Linked DNA regions of Homo sapiens: region 2 is linked to region 1. Evidence: chromatin contacts called from ENCODE Hi-C or POLR2A ChIA-PET data. All regions are on one chromosome and are shown on one strand. Each heading gives the region's core, a stretch centred on a gene start or an enhancer-like site at or near the end of the contact. The rest is flanking DNA. Distances are from core to core; before and after follow the strand shown. Region 1 holds the start of KLHL9 (kelch like family member 9). Region 2 holds the start of FOCAD (focadhesin).

Region 1 (5,717 bases), core at 1,506-4,005:
TTTTTAGTTTAGAGCGGCCTCCCTCTGACATTTTGGAGTCAAAGATGAAAACTCAACTTTGAAGCATAATGGACATAATTACACATTTACCACAGTCATCTACAATTTTATATAACATCACAAAAAGACATCTAAACATTTTTCTACGTCTTTTTTTCATTTGTTAAAACAGCTATGTTAAATACATTTTCAGAATGCATTTGTTAGCCACTTGATAAACATACTAAAAGCCATACAAGACGAATAACATCAGTTACCTTTATATCTAATAACTGTACCAATCACTGTAAGAAGATACAACTGAAGGGGAAGTATTAGATCACCCATGACGTACTGCAAAGGTGTTACACCTTAGACCTAAGAATGATCTGAAGGTGCTGAAAGAGGTGATTCTCTAGAAGGTGACCCAGGGTTTTCTTCAGGTGGAAAAACTGTGAGTGTACAGGCTCGAATGCCACCAAGTGACTCTGGAAGATCAAAAACTTTATGCCACTCATCTTTTTCTGGGTCATATTTCTGGACAATTTCTACCATACAACGATTATTCCAAGAATATCCACCAACAACATAGATTTTATTTTCAAAGACGGCAACTCCAACATCACTTTGGCCTCTTAACATGGCGGCAATTGGGGTCCACTGGTCAAGGGTTGGTGAATAGTATTCACAGCTTAGAACATCATCATAATCACTTGTTCCTCTGAAGTGATTGCCACCAATGACATAGAGCTTATCTCCAACTGTACACATGCAATGCAGACCTCTGACTGTAGTCATTGGAGCCTTTTGCATCCATTTATCTGTATCTGGGTCAAAACACATGAGCTCATTTTGGAAAGTGTCATGGGTAATTCCTCCTGAAATATACATTAAGCCTCCATATACTGTTCCAGCATGACCATAGTGGGGTTCACTCATTTTTGCAACATAGCTCCACTCATTCATTCTTGGGTTGTAACATTCTACTGTGGCCAGTTCACCAGCTGCACTGCGCCCACCAACTGCATACAAATGTCCTTTGAGGGCACTCAAGTGAAAGAATGTGCGCTTTTCATTTAATGATGCAACCTGCATCCATTTATTATACCGAGGATCAAATCTGAAAACTGTATCAACAGCAGTTTTTCCTTTTGTATCATAATTACTCTGACCACCAACTACATAAAGAAAGTTTCCAATGACAGCAATACCATGCTGGTAACGGGGAGCATCCATTGGGGCTAAAGATCTCCATTCTTGTGCCCTTTCATCATACATCCGTAATTCTTTACTGACAACCAGCTGCTGCCTCAAAACTCCTCCTAATGTAACCAAGTGAGTGGAGTCAGATCGAATGGCAGTTCTATCTGACTGCATCACTGGCTGCATATATGGCATCATTTGGTAATTGCTAGCTTCCAAAAGCAAATTCACGCAGGTATTGTCTGTTCTCATGAAATCTACTGTCTGCACGTAATTGATGAGATCCTGTGGTGTCATCAGTGGAAATCGAATATTCTTCATTAACTTTGCAGCATAATCCATCCGAGGGTCTTCCAACCTTAGCCAGCGACAGGCTGCCTTAAAGAGTTCAAGTTCGGTACAGTGCTTAAGACTATTACTGGAAAGCACAAATGCAAGTCGTTCAAAAGGGAGTTTTAGAAACTCCCCAGTACTCAATAAAGCAGGAAAGTTCTTCAGGATGAAATTATTAACATATTTATCCACTTCTATAAGATTGTAGGTGTTAGCAATTCGTCCAACCTCAACACAGTTATCCAAAGAGACTCCTGATATAAGAAATACTTTACAGAAATCCAAAACGGGTAATATTTGTAAAAAGCTAGCAGCTTCAAGTGTGTCCTGAAGATTGTCCATATTAAGAGAAAGTTTTGCAGTATAAATAAAATCAATGATTTTCTTCAGACCAACCTTGTTCACCCCATGAAGCTTAATGCACATCAAATCTTGTTCTTTCATTCCACCTGTGAACATGGCTTTGAAATAATCACTAGCAGACGCCATCATAGCTCTGTGAACAGGGAAGATTTCATCTCCATCACCTGGTACCAGGGTCACATCACAAAGCAATCCTTCTATTCTAAGCTGATCAAAGCCTTGCAATACCACCGAACTGTGAGTATTGCTGGTAAAAAAGCGTGTGGTTCCTGCCTTACAAGGCTGCAAATGGGCAGAGACGCCCATTTCGCCGTTACCAAGGGACACTTTCATGTGAAAGCTTTCCTCTTGCACAGAGATGCAAGCCGGATAAAGAAGTTATAACCGGAATGTTTTACAGGTAACGAGGTGTCCAGAAAGAACAGAAAGCTCGTTTCCTTATCAAGGGAAGGCAGTCACTGCGGCACCCCTCGGGCCACGCCAGTCAGTCATCCACTGAAAATCACCCTGTAGCAGGACCACAAAGGGCTGTGGACCTCAAATCTGATTATTAGACAGATGATTCATCACCTGAAGGCGGTTAAATGACCTGGTTCACCTCGTCCGGCCTGCGCTGCCGCTCCTTCAGCAGTTCCGCTTCGGGCAAGGAAGAGGCGCCGCCACGTACTGTGGCTCCACGGCCCGCTCGGCGGCGGGTCCGGACACCTCAGCGAACGGCCCGCTGCGCCCTCCGCTGTACCTAGAGTGTCGCAGCGGCCACCGGCCTGTCTTTGAGCAAGGGCCGGGAACACAGGCCTGGGCCTGGGCTTGGGCCTAGAATACCGGCCTAGCCCCAACACCGAGCCGCTCCTTCCGGAAAAGCCTAGTCCCAGGATACCACGGGGTGGGAGCGGCCTTAGCGGCTACTGCGGCTGCGCGGCCTCCAGACCTCGTCAGTCAGCGGGAGGGTGGGGGTGGGGAAGGGGGAGGAAGTACCCGGGAGGCGGGAGGGCGAGGGTTGGGGAAGCGGAGCTGTGTGGGGTGGGCGCCAGCCCGGCCTCTTAGAGCTGCCTTGTATGTGGGACCAAATAGGACAGAATGTGTGCAAGCAAGTGTGTTATGCTGCACGTTTGATATAAGTTTTTCGCATATCTGAGCTCTTACGTTCCCCAAATGCATAATTTTTCAAAGCTTTACGCTTCCTAGCTTCTGTTTTTTTGAATAACAGTGAAATGCGGCATTTGTATAAATTGAGAGGAAACCTGGATGCTTAATTTTTTTTTTCCTCTACAAAACAATAATTGTTATCCCACATTATGTAGTAGATACTTCAGTTACAATTTTGGTTCATATTTTCAAATTTGTTACAATTTCAAACGCAAAATATTTGTCTTTACTAGATTGTTACTTTATTATGTAAATGATATATTCTAAATTTTTGGCTTGAAATGCCTTTGTTTTCCACAATTTTAAAAATGGCTACATAATTTTCCAATAACTATACATACTATAGTTTCCTTTGCCCATTGGTTTGTTCCTGAATGTGTACCTTCTTATCCTCCATTGTTTTATAGACTCGGTAGTAAACTTATACAATCTGGTAGCAAAATTTTAGCCCTGTTATGGATAATATTTAGTAAAATACTGATCCAAGACAATATTTCCAAAATATTATCACCAACAATGTTTGTGTCTTTCCCTTCTTCTGACTTTTCCCTTTGTGAGTATTTTATTAACTTGCATTTCTTTAATTAGTGGTAAATTTAAATTTTGACATACAAATAAATGTATACTTTGACACAATTTCTTCCATTTTCCAAATTTTGAAGTTTCTGTCTTTTAAATCCTTCTAGTTCTTTATGCATATGCAAAGTAAGAATGTAGTCATGTTTTTCTTACACTCGCCTCGTTTTTATGTAAAAGATAGCATACCATGTACACTGTTCTGCATCTTTTTTTTTCACTTCAAGATCTTCCTGAATTAGTGTAGAGGGCTTATTTATATTTTTAAACAATTCTGTTGTTGCCTTCTGAGTTGTTACATCATAAGTTATTTAACCAGTGCCCTGTTGATGGGCAGTTCATCTGTTTTGAATGTTTTCTATTGTTTCCAAGGGATGGCAGCAAAATTCAGAAGGCTTAGACTACCACTGTCCTCCACAAGGTGCTCCAGCAGATTGTCACCTTATTCAACACAAGAGGTTGGTTGGAATGAAACTGGCCTGGAGAAATTATTCACTGAATTTTTATCAGCATTGGGAAGTCCTGGAGCCCTGCTTGTTGAATGAGTTAGGGGTGGAAGGGCTCTCTCAGGCCATGACAACTCCCTAATGCTGTGAAGAGCTACTTCCAAGGAATCAGTCTCTATCTGGAAAAGAAAGAAGAGAGCCTCTGTACATGGGAAGTTGGAGCAAGAAATCATGAGATCCTTCTTTTTTTCATCAAACTTGCAAGTAAGATTAATAGCTTAGGAACAGACTTGTGTCTTCATGAAATGATTACTATAGACACTCTTCATTATATTCCCATATGTTTAGTTATTTTAAAAGACTATCTTTTCTGCCTGCATAATGAAATGATTGAATCAAATTTGTCACAATACTTGTTGGTAATGTCAAGCAACTGTATGATAAAGCATCCAGTTCTTAGGGGCATTAGCTCACCATGGATGATATTATTAATTTACCCATGTACTTAATTATTGATTCTACTACATTTATTGTATTCAGTATTTTTGCTTGTATGAAATGTTCACTTTTAACACTGTGCTAATTACATTAAAAAGTGTTCACTTTATGTATATTTTGTTTGTTTGTTTTGTTTTGTTTTGTTTTGACGGAGTCTCGCTCTGTCACCCAGGCTGGAGTACAGTGGTGCGATCTCGGCTCACTGCAACCTCCGCCTCCCAGGGTCAAGCAATTCTCCTGCCTTAGCGTCCCGAGTAGCTGGGACTACAGGTGCGCGCCACCATGCCCAGCTAATTTTTTGTATTTTTAGTAGAGATAGAGTTTCACCATGCTGGCCAGTCTGCTCTCAAACTCCTGACCTTGTGATCCGCCTGCCTCAGCCTCCCAAAGTGCTGGGATTACAGGCGTGAGCCACCATGCCTGGCCCCTCACTTTATATTTTGAAAATTATTCTCTTTATTATTTCGAGTTTTACTTTCAGATCATTTTGCATTTGTTTATTTAAAAAAAACAAACACAAGGTCTTGCTCTGTCACTAAGCTGGAGTGCAGTGGCAGGTTCATAGCTCACTACAGCCTCAAACTCCTAGCCTCAACAATCCTCCCACCTCAGCCTCCCACACTGCTGGGATTACTGGCATGAGCCACCATACCTGGCCTTACTCAATAAATCAATGCCAAGGTTGGTTTTGCAACCTCAAGTGAAGTTCAGTTCATTCATTCCATTCACACTGTATGAAACACTTGATATGTGACTTTTCAGGATAGAAAAGTGAATAAAGGAAACACAGCTTCAGCCCTCTTGAAACTTTTTGCTGAGGGAGAAATAAAACTATTAACCAATTAATTAATTTCAACTCTATCATAAACTCAAACCATAGGCAAAAGAAAAGTGGTTTTTGTCATCAGAAACTGGAAGACTTTAAGCCTTGAAAATTGGATACACAGTTCTGGGATTTAGAGTGCATGGCTAGAGATGTTCATTTGGGAGCTGGGCTATACCTTTTTCCTGAAGGCCCAAGGATGGATGAGGTCTGGTAGAAATTGAGTAGTGAATCAGAAGACCAAAACCTGGATCTTGAGGACCTTTACATCTTAATGTAGTGAACAGAGTGAGGAACCTGAAAAGGGCATGTGAATGAAATGATAGGAGGACATCCAGGAGCAAAATAGG
Region 2 (5,717 bases), core at 2,282-4,781, 650 kb before region 1:
AGGCCGAGGCGGGAGGATAACTTGAGGCCAGGAGTTCAAGACCAGCCTGGACAGCATAGTGAGACTTCATTTCTATATATACATTTATTTATTAGAATGTAGTAGTAGAATATATGTGTATGTTAGCCGAACACTGTGGTGTGTGCCTGCAGACCCAGCTACTTGGAAAGCTGAGGTGGGAGGATTGCTTGAGCTCAGGAGGTGAGGCTGCAGTGAGCTATGATCGTGTCACTGTACCCCAGCTTGTGTGACAAAGTAAGATCCTGCCTCAAACCAAAACAAAGCCAAAAACAAAAAACAGCCCTGCCCAACCACAGCCCCCCACAAAAAGCAATTAGTCATATGACATTGAAGAATTGAAGATGAACCTGTATCCTTTTAGAATTTTAGTTCCCTTCTGTGTAATTGGCTTGATTAGATTAAATCAGTGAAGCGTAAAAAAATTTTGAGTTCCAACATAAGACTTTAAGCTTACTAAAATAAAATTCCCAACAAGTATAACCTATTATCATTTCATATGAGAAAACTTCTATTTTCTTTTTTTAATAGAGATGGGGCGGGGGCCCTCACTGTTGCCCTGGATGGTCTTGAACTCCTGGCCTCAAGTTATCCTCCCACTTGGCCTCCCAAAGTGCTGGGATTATAGGTGTGAGCCATCATGCCCGGCCTGAGAGGGTACTTTTAACATTAAAACAAAACAAAAGAACAAAGCATAATCTCAGGAAAAGGACAGTCCTTTAAATTGAATAAATTTATTTTTATGAAAACTTAATACATTGTCCATATTTTTTAACTTCAGAATTTGTCAGAGAAAACTTTGTCATGAACTGGCAACTTCTGAGATCCTTTCTAGTTCTAAAAGCCTATCTCTCTAGTCTTGTCAAAATAAATCTGGTGGCTGCTGACTTGGTCTCCAGAATGAGCTGGCTCCATAAGGCTCTAGAATACGTCTTTCATCTTGGTATCTCCTGTGCCTACCACAGTGCCTGGTATAGCATTAGATTAAATAAATTAAAAGGTGAAATGATCCCTGCTGAATTGCAGTTCCTGTATGGAAGGAGTATACCCCAGAAGGAGGGGGTGAGCCCATGGACTTCCAGCTTAACCCTAGATCTGCAGTAAAAGCAGTCAAATCGGTTCTAGGCTCCAAGTTTAATGGTCAAGTTTCTCAATCCTGCCCAAAATCTGAATCTAGGATAGGTGTCTGCTGTGGCCTACATGTTTGTGTCCCCCAAAGTTAATGTGTTGAAGCCTAAACTCCAATGCAACAGGATTAAGAGGTGGGGCCATTGGGAGGTGATTAGGTTATGAGGACTCCTGTCGTGCCCTTATAAAAGACGCTTCAGGTAATCTATTTCCCCTTCTATCCTGTGATGATACACAGAAGGCACCATCCATGAGGAATGGAACCTCACCATATTCCAAATCTGCTGGCACCTTGCTTGGACTTCCCGGCTTGCAGAACTGTGAACAATAAATTTTTATTGTTTATAAATTACCCAGTCTAAGATACTTTGTTATAGCAGCCTGAACATAATAAGACGGTGTCAAAAGTAGACTCAATATCATTCTTTAAATGGGCATTTCCCTGTGTGTTCCTAAAACCAGGCTTTCTACAACAGAGGCAGTACGTTTACTCATTGAGCACCAGGGTGCTTGGATTCAAGTTTTGGCCTGGCCATTAGGTAGGTGCATGACCTTGGTCAAGATGCTTCACTTGCTGTACTTCAGGTTCCTTATTTATAAAATGTGGGTAATAACTGTAACTGCCTCATAAAGTTGTTCTGTGGATTAAATAAATTTATATACTTAGAACAGCGCTGTTTACAGAGTTATGTGTTTAATTATAATTTTGACTAATGAGCCTCAAGAAATATAGGAATAGAAGAAAAAATATTAAAATAGTCCTAAAAGAAATACTGGTGCATTTGGAAGACTGAAAGAGAGTATCATCAAAGTCCATAAAAAGGGAATTATAAGCCTTATAAAACTCCTTTGAAGCAAAGGATAACAGAGGTTGAATAACTTTAAGTAGGTTCAATATTGATTGATTGAATGATTGATTGTGACAGTCTCACTCCATCAGAGGCTGGAGTGCAGTGGCGCCACCTCGGCTCACTGCAACCTCCGCCTCCCGGGTTCAAGCGATTCTCCTGCCTCAGCCTCCTGAGTAGAGTAGCCGTGACTGCAGGCGCGCAACCCCACGCCGGGCTAATTTTTGTATGTTTTTTTTAGTAGAGATGGGGTTTCACCACGTTGCCTAGGCTGGTCTTGAACTCCGCCCTCCTCGGCCTCCCAAAGTGCTGGGATTACAGGTGTGAGCCCCCCCACCTGGCCCCAAGATTAATTTAGATAAATTCTTAGAGGGTGAATGCATAGTTGGTTATTGGGAAAACTGTTAACGGTCTGTGATACATAATTACTTTTCTGAGGTGATGGGGAACCAAATTCTTCCTACAAATGAGAAACAGAACTTCTTGTCTACACATTAAAATGACTTTGGAAACTTAGAAAAATATCAATGTCAAGATCTGGCAGCAGACCTTTTTCAACCAAGTGATGAGGCCCAGGCACTTGTTTTTTTATTTTTATTTTTTCCTAAGGGTGCCCCAGGGTTTAGAAACAACTAAGTCAGATATTTTTAGAGTAATTTGTCTTAACTCTTTCATCTTGCGTAAAATTTCCATTCTGTCATCCACAACCGGAATTCCACTCCGTCATACCAGTCTCTCCTCGTTTTTTTCTGCTGGCTCTTTTCAGCGTGTTTCATCGTGGCTGCTGTCTGTCTGTTACAGCCTTCTCACGTGGGAGCCCCTGCCCCGCCCCACGAGAAAATACATGTTTATCATTCAGTAAGTATTGCGCAAAATCGTAACAGAATAATTACTCGCGCCAATTCCCCCCAGATTAGATCAGCAGAAACACTTGGGCTAGAACTACCTCAGGACTATCTAACAAGTGGATATACCACAGTGGCGTGGAGAGCTGCAGTGTTATGTGTTGGCCAAATGAAGTAAAGACACCAAGTAGCTATTAGGCGAAGAACGAAGCGTCTTCGCGGCAAGTCGGCTGTCTGCTTTAAATTTTCTGAATCCTTAATGTTATCAGTATTATTTATTTCCCCCGAGAAACAAAATCTCCAAATACCAAGAAGCTGTTCTGTATTGCCAAAAGCTGCATAGGGGCAGGCTGCCAACAGGACTACCCGGGCACGCTGCAGTGGCATCTCTAGGCAGTTTCCTTTAATCTGATTTTCCTTGGGCTAACTCCTCACTGCGGTGCTGCTCCACAGCCAGCCCCCGCGCGCAGCCCTCCCCGCACCAGCTCGGCTGCAGAGCGCGGGTCCGCCGCCCACGCCGCCTTTCAACCGCAGTGCGCGGCCCGGGCCTTAGACGCGCGTGCGCGCGAGCCGGGGAGGGCGGGCCCCAGCCGGAGGAGGCGGAACAGGGCCTCGCGATATGCAGCCCATTGGCTCTCTCCTGCAGTCCCCGCCCCCGGGCGTTCGAGGCGGCGGGGCGGGCCACGTCAGGCAGCCGGCGCTGGGCTGAGCTTGTGGCAGAAGGGAGGTAAGCCGTGCGGGGCGGCGGGCTGCCACCGCTGCACCCCTGCTCGGGAGCCGCCGGGTCGCGCCGCCTGCGGCCCGGTCGGCTTGCATGGAGGGCGGCTGAGGCCCTGCGGGGCTGGGGCTGAGCTGGGAGACGGGGCAGTGGAGCATGTGGCGGCAGGGCCGCGTCGCGGCGAGGGGCAGCCGGGAGGGGGCTTTTTGCCCTCGTCCGGTCCTGCTGGGGCTCTCAGCTTCTGGAGGACTAGGCCTTCTGAGGTTACGGAGCTCCGAGATACCTGGGCAGGGCTGGCTGTGGTGACTGCGGTGGGACTTAGTGGGATCTCGACTCGGAAGCCGGTCGGCGCGATCCTTGCATACTTAGCTGCAGCAGGTTGCAGTCGTCCCACTCTCCTTCGACCGGTTCCCTAGTTGGGGGCAGAGCAGGAGATTCTGGCCGCGTCCTGCCTGGCCTGGGGTGACTGTCTCCTTCTCATTCCCGGTGACTCACTCAGATCATGTCCACTTATAATGCAAAGGCTTATGGGTGAGCAGGGCCTGTTTTCAGTCTCCTAGTTCTCTGGCTCCGTCCGCACTTGCGGCAATTACTTGAAGAAAGAGTATGTTAGATGTATGTTTTGAAATTTTCGCAGCAGCTAACGCGTGGAGACGTGCAGTTATGTTGCATTTACCCTTCATGAGTTTTAGTTTCAGCTGTGGCGTCCTGATATCTCAGTGTGGTTCCTGAATTTGGAGCTTTTGAAATGAATGAAATCCTGCCAATTTCATGCAGTCATTCATTCATACATTCCAAACTTTTTTGATGGATGCCTTAATGGTCAGCCTCATACCAGGTATTAAAATCGGCATTTCCTGCGTTTTATTCCAGTTTATATGTTAGTTTTATTGTCTAGATTTGAGTTGGAAATTTTTTTTTTTTTTGTTATTTTCAGGTTCTAGTATCCCTGAAACCATCGTGGCTCTGAGGGTGTAATCCTGATAACTGTATCAGTAATGACTCCAGGTTTCAGTGGCCTATCTGTAAGAAGAGGAATGGGATTAGTATAATTTTGAGATTTTCCAGGAGAGGAGGGTAGATGGCATGTTTCCTGAACTGTGTTAACAGGAAGTAACTATTTTAAAAACACAGGATGCATTTTATGATTATGTTTTACTGTGTCAACGAACATTGTATCTGTCCACATTCACTTTTTGACTACCAAGCAAGTGCATGTTTACAATTTTGATTCACATCCAATTCCTGCGTAGAAAGCACTGTGACTCATCTGAATTTTGAAATGAAGTAATCATGAGCTTTTTAATGTTACATACAAAGGTATGATATTGAAACAATTGCATAAAAATGCAATTTTCAAAGCATTTTCACTTGCTTTTATAGATTAGTGGAAGCTAAAACCTCTGCCTTGATTATTTGCTTACTTAATCAATGTTAGGTAGTTACCATCTCTTGGCTAATGTTTATCAATATTATATCTATTTTAACATTTGTTTCATTAACCCCAAATTTACTGGATTTTAACTGATTGTTGTCTCCAGTTGACGCCTGATAACCAAAAGGTTATCAGGAGGAGCTGGAGGAGGCGGAACACAGCCTCGCGCCCTGTAATAAATAGTTTGAAATCAAAATTTTCATGGACGTATAACCAGAGTTTTTCATTTGTTGATTGATTGATGGTGCTTACCGGTAAATCGTTTGGCCTTTTTCCCCGTTTAAAATGATTTATGAAACAGTCTGAGACATAATATTCTTAGCTTCATGATACTTTTGGGATATTGTCCACAAGTGATTAGTTGAATTAAATTGTTAATATCACTATTAGGAGTTTGGAAAATTTAAGAAAATATAACTTCTTAAAATTTTGCATTTGCTATTTTTTTGTTTGTTTGGAGACAGGGTCACTCTGTCGCCCAGGCTGGAGTGCAGTGCTGCGATCTCGGCTCACTGCAACCTCCGCCTCCCAGGTTCAAGTGATTCTTCTGCCTCAGCCTCCTAAGTAGCTGGGATTACAGGCGCATGCCACCACACCCAGCTAATTTTTGTATTTTTAGTAGAGACGGAGTTTCACCATGTTGGCCAGGCTGGTCTCGAAATCCTGACCTCAAGTGATCCCTCCGCGTTGGTGTTACATCTTTCAGTTCTAGAAATGGACCTGAT

The links. A loop is a pair of places that touch in the nucleus more often than their neighbours do. ChIA-PET counts read pairs that join two places held with the same protein, here RNA polymerase II (POLR2A). Pooled maps may share reads with other maps.
Region 2: a loop to region 1 is called in a map of OCI-LY7, with 7 times the contacts of the local background. The contact joins the promoter of FOCAD here to the promoter of KLHL9 in region 1. A Hi-C loop is called at or near these places in 2 of 168 maps with a recorded cell type or tissue (CD8-positive, alpha-beta T cell and OCI-LY7) and 13 of 50 pooled maps. POLR2A ChIA-PET finds 5 or more read pairs at or near these places in 2 of 52 experiments (CD4-positive, alpha-beta T cell and OCI-LY7).

Annotation. Positions count from the first base shown.
Region 1 is chr9:21,332,649-21,338,365 of GRCh38, forward strand. KLHL9 (kelch like family member 9) reads right to left here and starts at 2,756. Exons shown (of 1, transcript NM_018847.4): 1 at 1-2,756. The coding sequence starts at 2,211. The coding sequence ends at 358. It overlaps LOC107987053 (a long non-coding RNA gene), which reads left to right. Exons shown (of 3, transcript XR_001746634.2): 3 at 3,973-4,653. RefSeq lists enhancers at 2,186-2,235, 2,426-2,735 and a silencer at 2,776-2,945.
Region 2 is chr9:20,680,728-20,686,444 of GRCh38, forward strand. FOCAD (focadhesin) reads left to right here and starts at 3,532. Exons shown (of 44, transcript NM_001375567.1): 1 at 3,532-3,566. FOCAD-AS1 (FOCAD antisense RNA 1) reads right to left here and starts at 4,023. Exons shown (of 2, transcript NR_121601.1): 1 at 3,841-4,023; 2 at 2,575-2,814. RefSeq lists a silencer at 3,135-3,834 and an enhancer at 3,234-3,974.